Regions from separate parts of the Homo sapiens genome. Here region 2 is linked to region 1. Evidence: read pairs that join two places in POLR2A ChIA-PET (ENCODE). Cell type or tissue: PC-3. All regions are shown on one strand. Links, peaks and the distances in the headings refer to the core of each region. The heading gives the core; the rest is flanking DNA. Region 1 overlaps RBM6 (RNA binding motif protein 6). Region 2 holds the start of MST1R (macrophage stimulating 1 receptor).

Evidence for each region. Peaks named below come from ENCODE experiments on the same cell type or tissue, not always from the same donor. Only the 100,000 strongest peaks of a DNase experiment are listed, where the experiment ranks them.
Region 2: POLR2A ChIA-PET joins it to region 1 with 15 read pairs; 7 of 35 experiments call an interaction of 5 or more read pairs at or near these places.

What each region holds. Positions count from the first base shown.
Region 1 is chr3:50,076,916-50,084,094 of GRCh38, reverse strand. It overlaps RBM6 (RNA binding motif protein 6), which reads right to left. Exons shown (of 21, transcript NM_005777.3): 21 at 6,846-7,087. The coding sequence ends at 6,962. Among named protein-coding and RNA genes, the nearest start is that of RBM5, 8.4 kb to the left of the region's middle. RefSeq lists enhancers at 1-532, 1,370-1,870. In PC-3, for the core only: no CTCF peak of the experiment used is centred there; no DNase peak of the experiment used is centred there.
Region 2 is chr3:49,899,495-49,906,673 of GRCh38, reverse strand. It overlaps MST1R (macrophage stimulating 1 receptor), which reads left to right and starts at 2,801. Exons shown (of 20, transcript NM_002447.4): 1 at 2,801-4,294. The coding sequence starts at 3,065. RefSeq lists enhancers at 272-471, 622-781, 1,756-2,428, 2,417-2,466, 3,103-3,776 and 1 more and a silencer at 2,657-2,876. In PC-3, for the core only: a CTCF peak has its summit at 6,641 (motif pointing right); a DNase peak (open chromatin) is centred at 5,893; H3K4me3 peaks cover 2,171 bases; H3K27ac peaks cover 2,500 bases.

The sequences.
Region 1 (7,179 bases), core at 1,587-4,086:
GTGGGGAAAAGATTGAGAAATCGGATGGTTGCCGTGTCTGTGTAGAAAGAGGTAGACATGGGAGACTTTTCATTTTGTTCTGTACTAAGAAAAATTCTTCTGCCTTGGGATCCTGTTGATCGGTGACCTTACCCCCAACCCTGTGCTCTCTGAAACATGTGCTGTATCCACTCAGGGTTGAATGGATTAAGGGCGGTGCAAGATGTGCTTTGTTAAACAGATGCTTGAAGGCAGCATGCTCATTAAGAGTCATCACCACTCCCTAATCTCAAGTACCCAGGGACACAAACACTGCGGAAGGCCGCAGGGTCCTCTGCCTAGGAAAACCAGAGACCTTTGTTCACTTGTTTATCTGCTGACCTTCCCTCCACTAATTGTCCTGTGACCCTGCCAAATCCCCCTCTGCGAGAAACACCCAAGAATGATCAATTAAAAAAAAAAAAAAAAAAAAAAAGATTGTCTTTTCTAGTTTCTGAATGTGAAAAAAAAAGTTCCCCTCTTTAATGAAATCATGATCATGTTTTTTTAAAAAAATCTCCTACCACTTGGCAAAAGAAGAGACTGGTTCACATGTTTTGGTTCCAGGCTGGGATCTATTGCTCTAGAAGATAAAGAAGAAAAAATTGTATGAAAGAATTCTTGCCTATACCAAGAAACCAAATGACTTCTTTTGTCAAAGATGGGCTTTGATGAACTAAGGAAGAGATATAATCAAAATTCAATCCGACAAGTATTTTCTATAAATCTATGAGCTCAGCATTATTTATTCATTTATTGAGTACCTGTGCCATTATCATTAGGCCCTGTGCCAGGCCCTAGGGATAAAGTAGTGAAGAAAATTACTGAAGATCTCTGCTCCGGCATCAAAAGCCTCAGGGAACTTCCCAGGGACATCACAGGGTGACAGTTTTCACCCCCATTCTTACTTTAATCAGTACCCAAGTGTTGTGCTGAAACCCTATTAACGTCAACAAGGGAAGGAACCAGGTTCAAGAGGCTGAAGAAGAGACCTAGAGCCAGCAAATGAAATGTGAGGTTTTATTACTTTAAATGACAAAAACCGTGAATACTTTATCTCCAACCTTATATTAGGGGCTTACATACAGAGAAAAGAGCCCAGTGGCAGTGGGCTGGAAAGGAGAACCACCTTACGTACAGAAATGGTCCAGTGGTGGCCAGACGTGGTGGCTCACACCCGTAATCCCAGCACTTTGGGAGGCCGAGGCAGGTGGATCACGACGTCAGGAGTTCAAGACTAGCCTGGCCAAGATGGTGAAACCCCGTCTCTATTAAAAATACAAAAGTTAGCTGGGTGCCGTGGCAGGTGCCTATAATCCCAGCTACTCGTGAGGCTGAGGCAGGAGAATCGCTTGAACCCGAGGGAAGGAGGTTGCAGCGAGCCAAGATCGCGCCACTGCACTTCAGCCTGGGCGACAGAGTGAGACTCTGTCTCAAAAAAAAAAAAAAAAAAGAAAGAAATGGTCCACTGGTGACGGCTGGATAACAGGAAAACATATCCGCATGGCCCAGTGCCAGTGGGCTGGGCAGGAAAACCGCAACCGCCTGCAAACATCATGCAGCGTATATAGCATATTCACTTAATAATACTCTCTCCATAATGACCTCCACCTAGCAAACTTCATTTGCCCCAAAACTCAGGGCCTCAATCTCCTGTATGTCCCGTGTTCCATGTGACAGACTAGGGGCTAAGATGTTTATTATAGGTAAGGAACTAAGCTCTAGTTGGTCACTCCCAGATTCCCTAGTTGGGAACACACATTCAGGTGCATCTGCCATACAGGGTTATTCTAAGAGTAGGCTTAAATTATTGCTCTCAGGCCTGGGCGTGGTGGCTCATGCCTGTAATCCCAGCACTTTGGGAGGCCGAGGTGGGCAGATCACTTGAGATCAGGAGTTCGAAACCAGCCTGGCTAACATGGTGAAACCCCGTCTCTACTAAAAATACAAAAATTAGCCAGGCATGGTGGTGCGTGACTGTAGTCCCAGCTACTCAGGAGGCTGAGCCACAAGAATTGCTTGAACCTGGGAGGCAGAGGTTGCAGTGAGCCGAGATGGCCCCACTGCACTCCAGCCTGGGTGACAGAGCAAGCAGAGCGAGACTGTCTCAAAAAAAAAAAAAGGCTGGGCACGGTGGCTCACGCCTGTAATCCCAGCACTTTGGGAGGCCGAGGTGGGTGGATCACGAGGTCAGGAGATTGAGACCATCCTGGCCAACACAGTGAAACCCCACCTCTACTAAAAAATAAAAAAAAAAAATTAGCCGGGCATGGTGGCAGGTGCCTGTAGTCCCAGCTACTGGGGAGGCTGAGGCAGGAGAATGGAGTGAACCCAGGAGGCGGAGCTTGCAGTGAGCAGAGATCGTGCCACTGCACTCCAGCCTGAGCGACAGAGCAAGACTCCGTTTCAAAAAGAAAAAAAAAAAAGCTATCAGGTGCTTTTTTTTTTTTTTTGAGATGGAGTTTTGCTCGTTGCCCAGGCTGGAGTGCAATGGTGCAATCTCGGCTCAAGGCGACCTCCACCTCCTGTGTTCAAGCGATTCTCCTGCCTCAGCTTCCCGAGTAGCTGGGATTACAGACATGCGCCACCATGCCTGGCAAATTTTGTATTTTTAGTGGAGATGGGGTTTCTCCATGTTGATCAGGCTGGTCTCGAACTCCCGACCTCCCGTGATCCACCGCTTGGGCCTCCCAAAGTGCTGGGGTTACAGGTGTGAGCCACCAAGCCCAGCTGGTACTGCTTTTAAAAGTATATTAAGGCTAGGCATGGTGGCTCAGGCCTGTAATGTCAGCACTTTAGGAGGCCCAGGCAGGCAGATCATTTGAGGTCAGGAGTTCAAGACCAGCCTGGCCAACATGGTGAAACCCAGTCTCTACTAAAAAAATACAAAACTTAGCGCGGCGTAGTGGCATGTGCCTGTAGTCGGAGCTACTCAGGAGGCTGAGGCAGGAAAATTGCTTGAACCCAGGAGGTGGAGGTTGCAGTCAGTCGTGATCTTGCCACTGCACTCCAGCCTGGATAACACAGAGGGAGTCTGTCTCAAAAAAAAAAAAAACACAAAAAACAAAGTGTATTAAAAATTTCATGGCCGGGTGCGGTGGCTCACGCCTGTAATCCCAGCACTTTAGGAGGCAGAGGTAGGTGGATCACGAGGTCAGGAGATCGAGACCATCCTGGCTAACATGGTGAAACCCCATCTCTAGTAAAAATACAAAAAATTATCCAGGCATGGTGGCGGGCGCCTGTAGTCCCAGCTACTTGGGAGGCTGAGGCAGGAGAATGGCATGAACTCGGGAGGCGGAGCTTGCAGTGAGCTGAGATCGTGCCACTGCACTCAAGCCTGGGAAAAATAAATAAATAAATAAAATAATATAATAAATTCAGACGTTGGCCGGGCACAGTGGCTCACGCCTGTAAATCCCAGCACAATGGGAGGCCAAGGCAGGTGGATCACCTGAGGTCAGGAGTTTGAGACCAGCCTGACCAACATGGTGAAACCCCCCCTCTACCAAAAATACAAAAGTTAGCTGGGCATGCTGACAGACGCCTGCAATTCCAGCTACTCGGGAGGCTGAGGCAGGAGAATCTCTTGAACCTGGGAGGCAGAGGATGCAGTGAGCTGAGATCGCGCCATGCACTCCAGCCTGGGCAACAGAGAGAGACTCCATCTCAAAAAGAAAGAAAAAGGAAAAAAAATTTCAGACCTTGCATGTTCTCACTCATAAGTGGGAGTTGAACAATGAGAACACATGGACACAGGGAGGGGAACACACACAGGGACAAGGGGAGGGAGAGGATTAGGACAAATATCTAATGCATGCGGGGCTTAAAACCTAGTTGATGCCAGGCGTGGTGGCTCACGCCTGTAATCCCAGCACTTTGGGAGGCCGAGGCAGGTGGATCATGAGCTCAGGAGATCGAGACCATCCTGGCCAACATGGTGAAACCCCGTCTCTACTAAAATACAAAAAATGAGCGGAGCGTGGTGGTGTGTGCCTCTAGTCCCAGCTACTTCAGAGGCTGAGGCAGGGGAATCACTTGAACCCGGGAAGTGGAGGTTGCAGTGAGCCGAGATCCCGCCATTGCACTCCAGCCTGGCAACAGAGCAAGACTCCGTCTCAAACAAACAAACAAAGAAAAAAACCCCAGATAATTGGTTGATAGTTGCAGCAAACCACCACGCACATGTACATGTATACCTACGTAACGAACCTCCACGTTCTGCCCATGTATCCCAGAAGTTAAAGTTAAAAAAAAAAAAAAAAAATTTCAGACCTTATTTCCAAAAGCAAAATCTCCACTACAAAGGAAAAGTTAAACTAGGAAGAACAAACCAACCTAGGCCATGGGCCAAACTACATCTGAGCTTAAACACTTACTTCAGGGAAGATGTAATCTCAGCACTTTAGGATGCCAAGGTGGGCGGATCACCCTGAGCTCAGAAGTTCGAGACCAGCCTGGTCAACATGGTGAAACCCCATCTCTACTAAAAATACAAAAATTAGTCACACATGGTGGTGGGCACCTGTAATCCCAGCTACTAGGGAGGCTGAGGCAAGACAATTGCTTGAACATGGGAGGTGGAGGTTGCAGTGAGCCAAGATCAGGCCATTGCACTCCGGCCTGGGCAACAAGAGTGAAAAGTGCATCTCAAAAAAAGAAAAAAAAAGGCCAGGCATGGTGGCTCATGCCTGTAATCCCAGCACTTTGGGAGGCCAAGGTGGGCGGATCACAGGGTCAAGTGATCGAGACCATCTTGGACAACATGGTGAAACCCTGTCTCTACTGAAAATACAAAAATTAGCAGGTGTGGTGGCATGCACCTGTAGTCCCAGCTACTCGGGAGGCTGAGGCAGAAGAATCGCTTGAACCTGGAAGGCAGAGGTTGCAGTGAGCCAAGATTGTGCCACCGCACTCCAGCCTGGCGACAGAGCAAGACTCTGTCTCAAAAAAACCAAAAAACAAGTCTATGTCATGCTGTCTCCATAGCATACCGTATTTCTCCCTTGAGGGTCTCATTCTGTCAGTAATTGCTCAATGTCCATTTTTCCCAGTGGACTGAGTTATATGGGCAGAGGCCAACATCAGTCTTGCTATAATCCCCAGTGACAAGTAGACTAAGCTTTCAAAACATATACCAACACTTAATAATTGGATGCTGCCTATGTTGAGTTAACAACTTCATTAGTGAAGCATTTAATGTGTTCCATAGCTCATGACAGGTCTAGTCAGGTGACATAGGGTTAGAAGGAAAACCTGGTCTGGCCAGTTCAGGACAAAACTAGACCAGCTTCCAAAAAGAATTTTGACCTACTCAGACAGGAAGTAATGAGTTACTTCACAGATGAATCTGCAGACCATCGTTAGATCAGAAGGGTTTTTAAAGTGCACTTGTCTAGTGCTGATAGATTCAAATGGCCCATCTTATGTAGTAATGCAGCACTAGTAGTAGCAAGGCCCAGAACATGGGGCTCTCAGTTTCTAAGCTAATGTGCTCCTGATTTTGTTTGTTTTCCCTTTTGGAGGAATAAAGACTTATTAAAGAGAAAAATTAGATCTGGACACAGCATGGCAAATAAATTCAGATTTACTATTCCTGTTCATGTTTTCTTCTTAGCATATTCTCCCTAACCTCTCCCACTCCTCACTCCCCATCTCTCCCAAACCCTCTGCCACACCCACCTTTAACAGAGTATATTTCAGCCCTCCTTGGTCCAGCCTTCTGTATACAAACCATTCCCTTAGGCAAGGGGTTGGCAAACTAAAACTCACAGGCCAATTCTGTCTTTGTGAATAAAGTTTTATTAGAACATAGCCACAACCACTTGTTTACAGATTACCTATTGCTGCTTTCTCACCACGACACTACAGCTAAATAGTTCTGATAAAGATGATCTGACCTGCCTTATGCTATCCAAATGGTGGTCTCAGTTCTCTTCCTAAGAAACATTCTTCCCTTGAGACATGTGCAAAGTGAAATTTTTAGTACTGTGATATGTAACCCTGAGGAATTTTATTTTTCTGAGACAGGGTCTCACTCCATTGCCCAGGTTAGAGTGCAGTGGTGTGATCACTGCACTCACTGCAGCCTCAACCTCCTGGGCTCAAATGATCCTCTCACCTCAGCCTCTGAAAGTGCTGGGATTTTAGGTGTAAGCCACCATGCCAGGCCAGGATTTTTAAAAGTTATAATAGGCTCTCATAGCCAAAGAAATAGAGCAAAATTTAAAACAAAACAAAAACATGCTTATAGGTTATATAGTCCTCTTTTTTCTTGCTCTGTCACCCAGGATGGAGTGCAGTGACATAATCTCGGCTCGCTGCAACCTCCTCCCAGGCTTAAGCAATTCTCCTGCCTTGGCTTCCTGAGTAGTTGGGAATGCACCACCATGCCCAGCTAATTTTTGTATTTTTAGTAGAGACAGGGTTTCACCATGTTGGCCAGGCTGGTCTCGAACTCCTGACCTCAAGTGATCTGCCTTCCTTGGCCTCCCAAAGTGCTGGGATTACAGGAGTGAGCCACCTACCGTACCTGGCCTTATATAGCCCTTTTATTTTATTTTATTTTATTTTATTTTATTTTGAGATGGAGTCTTGCTCTTGTTGCCCAGGCTTGAAGTACAGTGGCGCAATCTCAGCTCACTGCAATCTCCACCTCCTGGAAGTGATTCTCCTGCCTAAGCCTCCCCAGTAGCTGGGATTACAGGCGCCCACCACCATGCCCGGCTAATTTTTATATTTTTAGTAGAGACAGGGAGCACTCTCTCTCTCCTACCAGTAGCCCCACTCCCACCCATCTCTGGGAAAAAAAAATAACAAAAAGATAATCACATTGAAAAAAAGTTTATTTAAAAAAGTTCTAGCAGCAAGAACAGTAACAAAAGAAAAGGAGAGACAAACAAAACAAGAGGGAGGTTGTATCCCATGGAACTTGTCTCCTTTCTTAATCGAGTTCTTTATATCGAGCAAACATGACTCTTCGAACAGCATCTCGGTAAGTCTCGTTGGACTGTCTTTTGCTGGTTCTTCCTGAGGCTCCAACACTGGGGCCCCTCATCCGGCCTTCAGCCTGTAAAACAAAGACAAACTATGAAGTGGGCCCTATAGATTAATTAGCCTCAGCGCTGGTCTTTGACCACAGGCATTTCTGGACTAGTAAGA
Region 2 (7,179 bases), core at 4,536-7,035, 180 kb after region 1:
GGGGGTGCCCTTGTACTTGGCACTTAAGAGTCCCATTAGCTGACCTCCCCCACACACCTTGACTGCCCCCTCCTATAGAGGCGGCAGATGGCGAGAGGGGGAAGGGGTGCTCCTGTGTACCCCTGCTGTTGAGAACCAAGGCTGCCTTACAGGGGACCTCAGCCTGGGGACAGCCATTAGCGCGGCCACACGGTGGCAGCGGAGAACTAACGGATGGTTGCCGCAACACCACCCCCAAAAAGGGGTGGGTGGGGTGATCTAAGAGGGCTTGTGAAGTCTTCTCCCAACCACCAGAGATCCCTCTGAAAGTCTGGAGGTGGGATTTGGGTCACCAGAACCCCTGTCTGTGCGCCAGGCTGAGAATGTTTCATTTTAGTTTTGCCTTGCCTATCTTTAGATGTGTTGACTGTGGAATGCAGGAACCACGCCACGGTTTTCTCCGGGTGTTTATTCATTTCCTGGCCAATTCTGCTTTGGAAAAGGAGTGTCTTTTATGTCACCTCAGGGCACAGTATCAACCCTGCACTGGGTGTGGCCGCCCCCACTTCCATTTCCTCTTTCAGTCTTCAGGTGCTCATGGAGCTCCAGGCTGGAAGGAGGGGGAGTCCTGCACTGGGGATGGAGGAAGTGAAGTATCCAGAGTAAACTGTGCTGGGGTGAGTGTAGCACTGGGTCTGTGAGACCCAGGAGAGGGGACTGGCAAAGTCTGGATCAAAAAGGCTTCCTGGAGGAGGTGCCATTTAGGTGGCAAAAGGAGAAAAGGGAAAGAGTGCTCCTGGAAGGAGGAACAGCACTTACAAAGGTCAGGTTAGGAAGGGGATGCAGGCACAGAAGTATGAACTGAAAGGGGAGTGAGGAGATATAGCTCCCCAAGCCAGGCTAAATCCTGTTGGGCTGAGGGCTCCTCTCTCCCCCAGCCTCCTTATCTACAGCCTTGGGGCCCATAGTTCACAGCCCAGACCCACCCTGTGGACCTTCCCTGTCTTCTAGGGTCCAGGCCTATCTAACTGAGGGGTCTGTCAGGCTAAGGTTGTCCCCCAGGGGCCTCAGTCTAGTGTTGGGGGACCAGTTACCAAGGGGCAGCTGCTGAGATCCAAGTGTGGGACTAGGCTCCCCCACCCCCACTCCTCATAAACAGAAGAGAGAACTCTGGGAAATCACCTAGTCGGAACTACGTTTTCTTTTTCTTTTTTTGGAGATGGAGTCTCGCTCTGTCACCCAGGCTGGAGTGCAGTGGCACAATCTCAGCTCACTGCAACCTCCACCCCCTAAATTCAAGCTATTCTCCTGCCTCAGCCTCCCTAGTAGCTGGGATTACAGGCACCCACCACCACGCCCGGCTAATTTTTGTTTTTAGTGGAGATAGTTTCACCATGTTGGCCAGATCTGTCTGTTCACCATGTTGGTCTTGAACTCCTGACCTCAAGCGATCCACCCGCCTCGGCCTCCCAAAGTGCTGGGATTACAGGCGTGAGCCACCACGCCCGGTCACATATTTTATTTTAAAAACATTTTTAGCAGTTTTTTTGTTTTGTTGAGTTTTGTTATGTTGCCCAGGCTGGTCTTGAACTCCTAACCTCAAGCAATCCTCCTGCCTTGGCCCCTCAAAGGAGTGCTAGGATTACAGGCATGAGCCACGGTGCCCAGCCCAGAACTACATTCTCATTGAAGAGAATAAGATCCAGCAAGGCCTACAGAGCATGTTGGAAGTGTCCTGAGAGCCAAAGCCCATGATTCCTCCATATCAGGGGGGCACTGGGTAGAGCCAGGAAGGAAGGGGGAGTCCCCAAGGCCCATACTGTGGACCCCATTATACAGCTTCCATATACTGAGGCTGCAGAGGAGGTATGGGCCTCCACTTACGTGCCTCTCTGACTCTGAGGTCCAGTCAGCAAGGCCAGATCCCATCCTAAGACCCTTATGGCCCTGGGAGAGCAGGGCATAACACACCTTCCTCTGACACCATCTTGTCGCTGATAGCTCAGGAGAAGCACATGGAAGAATGGTCCCGGCCGGGCGCGGTGGCTTACGCCTGTAATCCCAACAGTTTGGGAGGCTGAGGCGGGCGGATCACCTGAGGTCAGGAGTTTGAGACCAGCCTGGCCAACACTGTGAATCCTGTCTCTACTAAAAATACAAAATTAGCCGGGTGTGGTGGTGCGCGCCTGTAATCCCAGCTATTCAGGAGGTTGAGACAGGAGGAGGTTGAGGCTGGAGAATCGCTTGAACCTGGGAGGCGGAGTTTGCAGTGAGCCGAGATCGCGCCACTGCAATCCAGCTTGGGCCACAGAGCAAGACTCCTTCTCAAAAAAAAAAAAGGACAGTCCTTTCCCACAAAGGGTGGCGCCCCATAACATCTCTTGTAAGTGCCCCACATCTCCCCTCTGGTCTTCCACACAATCCTGGTCTCTGTTCTCCACATGGTGGGCCCCCAGGCCACCTCTGGGCACCAGCCACTGAGGGTGTTGCTACTAAGTGCAAACTAGTTCCACCGCAAGCAAAGAGCCCAGTGTCCTGCCCCCCTTCTCGCTGCGAACCAGTCGGTAGTGGGGGGATGGGATGGGACGGCTCAGACTGGCTCACCTCTCTCCAGGCCACACCATGCACATCCACCCACAGGCCGCTGAGAAAAAGGCGCCAAGACGCCAGGTGAAGGTACAGGAGCCAGGCCTCCAAGGGCCGGAAGAGTCGGATGGGCGGAGGGCCTGGGCTAGGCCAAGCCTTCCTCGCGGCCCCGCCCCCACGGCCCGACTCCGCCCGCCCAGCCCGGCGCCCTCGGGTCGGCTGAGCGCTAAGCGCCAGTGTACAGCGGCGGCTGGGGCGGCAGGTGAGGCGGCTGGGGCGTTGCTGTCGTGCGTCCGCAGGCGTCAGGTGCTCAGACCCGAGGGCCGGGAAGGGATTTGGGTTTCACAGGAACCTGGGGCGGGGGTCCGCTATCTTGGGGCTGTCGGGACCGCTGCTTAAATTTGGCCCAGTCCAGACCTCGAGTCGGGCCCCCAGCCAGGCCCACGCCCAGGTCCAGGCCCAGGCCGGTAGGGATCCTCTAGGGTCCCAGCTCGCCTCGATGGAGCTCCTCCCGCCGCTGCCTCAGTCCTTCCTGTTGCTGCTGCTGTTGCCTGCCAAGCCCGCGGCGGGCGAGGACTGGCAGTGCCCGCGCACCCCCTACGCGGCCTCTCGCGACTTTGACGTGAAGTACGTGGTGCCCAGCTTCTCCGCCGGAGGCCTGGTACAGGCCATGGTGACCTACGAGGGCGACAGAAATGAGAGTGCTGTGTTTGTAGCCATACGCAATCGCCTGCATGTGCTTGGGCCTGACCTGAAGTCTGTCCAGAGCCTGGCCACGGGCCCTGCTGGAGACCCTGGCTGCCAGACGTGTGCAGCCTGTGGCCCAGGACCCCACGGCCCTCCCGGTGACACAGACACAAAGGTGCTGGTGCTGGATCCCGCGCTGCCTGCGCTGGTCAGTTGTGGCTCCAGCCTGCAGGGCCGCTGCTTCCTGCATGACCTAGAGCCCCAAGGGACAGCCGTGCATCTGGCAGCGCCAGCCTGCCTCTTCTCAGCCCACCATAACCGGCCCGATGACTGCCCCGACTGTGTGGCCAGCCCATTGGGCACCCGTGTAACTGTGGTTGAGCAAGGCCAGGCCTCCTATTTCTACGTGGCATCCTCACTGGACGCAGCCGTGGCTGCCAGCTTCAGCCCACGCTCAGTGTCTATCAGGCGTCTCAAGGCTGACGCCTCGGGATTCGCACCGGGCTTTGTGGCGTTGTCAGTGCTGCCCAAGCATCTTGTCTCCTACAGTATTGAATACGTGCACAGCTTCCACACGGGAGCCTTCGTATACTTCCTGACTGTACAGCCGGCCAGCGTGACAGATGATCCTAGTGCCCTGCACACACGCCTGGCACGGCTTAGCGCCACTGAGCCAGAGTTGGGTGACTATCGGGAGCTGGTCCTCGACTGCAGATTTGCTCCAAAACGCAGGCGCCGGGGGGCCCCAGAAGGCGGACAGCCCTACCCTGTGCTGCGGGTGGCCCACTCCGCTCCAGTGGGTGCCCAACTTGCCACTGAGCTGAGCATCGCCGAGGGCCAGGAAGTACTATTTGGGGTCTTTGTGACTGGCAAGGATGGTGGTCCTGGCGTGGGCCCCAACTCTGTCGTCTGTGCCTTCCCCATTGACCTGCTGGACACACTAATTGATGAGGGTGTGGAGCGCTGTTGTGAATCCCCAGTCCATCCAGGCCTCCGGCGAGGCCTCGACTTCTTCCAGTCGCCCAGTTTTTGCCCCAACCCGGTAAGCTGAAAGAAGGGGCCCTTACTTGTGAGCTGCATGCACATGGCTGAACACAGGCTGCTTCCCTTCCATCACTGAGGGGATCTGGGGGCGCGGTGGGGGGGCAGGCGGAAAGAAGCATTCTCTCTCACCCAGTTCCTAAGTGCTGGGGTGGTGTGAGAAACCAGCCAGACAAAGGCTACACTGGAGGCTTAGCTCCCAGGCTGGCCCTTGTGGCTGCCTCATCTTGCTCTTTCCCCTACCTGCCCATCATGGCCTCTGGTTTTTTAGGTAGTTTCCCTGGCTATGTGAGGATAGGGTTACATAACCGTGTCTCTGTTAGCATAGCTCCTGAATGCTGGGTAGAATGATGGGCATTCCCTCCTACTTGTCCACCACCCATATCCTCAGGGACACACGCAGAAAAATAGCACTCCCCCCTCCCCTCCCCCACCCCCGCCACCACCACCACCACCACGCACAAATACACAGGGAGATGCTCACAGATTCACAGACTCACAGCTGCTTGCCAACAGTTTCACTTTCCCTTGTTTTGCTCTGCTTTCCAAAGGGGGTGGGACGGGAGTTGTCAGAGAATCTCCCCTTCCTCCACACCCCCTCCCCCCACCCACCCCCATCCTTCTGCCAGCCACCACGTTCCAGGGAGCCTCCTGGGCCTTGGAAGTTGGGAGCTTGTTAGGGAGCCTGCATGTCCTGGGCTTCACTAACGTTTTTGCCATGATTGGGGGTGATTGGGGGAGTACCCAGAACTCATGGAATGGCAGCTTGGTTCTAGAAGGTTCTGGGAGCCTCACTCTAGTCTTGTGCAAGCAACTATAAACATCTGGGGATAAGTAAAGGCCTAGGAAGGGCTGGTTGGAATTGGTCCATCCCAGACTTTTTTTTTTAACTGTATTTGGAGCCCTACCCCAGGCAGGAAGTCTCAAAGCCTGTGCTGAACTGGGGGCTCCTTCCACAGACTCTATCTAGGTTCTCTCCAGCCATCGTGTAGGCAACAGCAGTAAGATTGGACCAAGGAATGGGACCCACAGCTACTGTTCTTAGATTCTCTAGCTATCATCCTGTGGCCCTGGGCCTGCTGTGACATTCTCGAAAGACTCCTTTCCGCTCCTATTGATGCCTCGGAGATGGGAGAACTTACACCCAATGTGAGGTTGGGGGTCTTTAGCCTCCCTCCCTCTGCTGAGTACATCTGGGTTGAGAGGCCCTAGGGTTGGGGACTCCTTGTCTGGGCCTGGGCAGGCCTGCCTGGCCCCTTCTCCTTCCCAATGGGGAGTCAGAACCTCTCCCCAGCTTGCCTAGTGGTCAGTGGGTCAGAAGACACCCAGCACGGCTGGGCAGTGCCAGGCTCCAGGAAGACTAATCTTGGTCCCTGCTCACAGGCTGGCCAGGCCCCCAGGAGGTGTGTGAATCACCCCGTGCAGTGTTTGCCCAGCAACTCTGGGCATGCAGCCACTAGGGCAGCACCCACATAGTGGTTGGCCTCAGGAGGCCTGAGGGACTCAGAGCTGGTGCCTGTCCTCCATGGGACATTGGACACTTACGTGTTTTCAGGAGCTGGGGGCCCCTACCTAAGCCTGGGAACGTAGAGCTAAGGTCCTGGGGCTAGGGACAAGCAGGCTAGGGTGTGGGCCTGACTAAGGTAGGGCTCTATTCCCCTTCAGAGCCCCACCTGTCCCTGAGTCATGCTAGAAACACCTGGCAGCCTTCCGGCTCGGGCCAAGCCAAGCCGATTTCCTGCCTCAAGTGAGGACAAAATCCCAGTCCCCACCCACCCCAAGCTGTAGGCACAAGGTGTATGGGGTTTCGAGGCTCAGCTCCACATCTACTTTTGCCTCCAGGGCTACTAATCAGTGCTGAGGTCTCAGGACTGGGTTAAGCCTCTGTGGTCTGATGGAGCCTTCAGAGGCTCCTGCTTCGAGGAGTGCCCTCCGGGCTGGTGAGAGAGAGTCCTAAGCACCTAGGGCTGGCTACTGAGCCCCGTCTGCACCTCGCACTCAGCTCCAACACCGCGAGTTCATACCCTGGTGTACTGGTTTCCCAGAGCTTCCACAGTCCTCCCCTGGAGCGTGATTGCAGCCCCCAAAAACACCCCCTTGCTAAAAGCAGGGGAGAGGTTAGTACCCCCTAGCTTCCAGAACTTAGTTCTGGCACCCAGGCTGTAGGGGTTTGGTTTATCCCTTTTGTACCCTGAAGGGGGGTATAGGAAGCAGCCAGGAGTACAGGCAGACCTTTGGAGTCTAGGGAGAAGGACCATGTCCCCAACCTTGTGCTGGCCAATTAACTCCAGCATTCAGCCCCTTATGCAAGTGGGGAAACCGAAGCCCAGAGGAGACAGGGTTTGCTGAAGTGCACACAGAGAGTCAGAGAAGAGCCAGCAGGGGGCAGGAGAAGACTCTTGCGGAGCTGAGACTTCCAACTGGGCTCTCCTCTTGAGGGTCTATGATGCCTTGGACCAGAGACCAAACCTCTTGAGCCTGTTTCCTCATCTGTGAGATGTACGGGGTGGGCCAGGCACCGTGGCTCATGCCTGTAATCCCAGCACTCTGGGAGACCAAGGCGGACTAATCACAAGGTCAGGAGTTCGAGACCAGCCTGGCCAACATCGTGAAACCCCCATCTCTACTAAAAATACAAAAAATTAGCCAGGGGTGGTGGCGAGCACCTGTAATCCCAGCTACTCGGGAGGCTGAGGCAGGAGAATCTCTTGAACCCGGGAGGTGTTGCAGTGAGCTGAGATCACACCATTGCCCTCCAGCCCCAGCAACAGTGTGAGACTCCGTCTCAAAAAAAAAAAAAAAAAAAAAAAAAAAAAAAAAGATGTACGGGGTGGTTGTGAGGATGGAATGGGGGTAACTCACCATCAGGATGGGCATGGCAGGGTG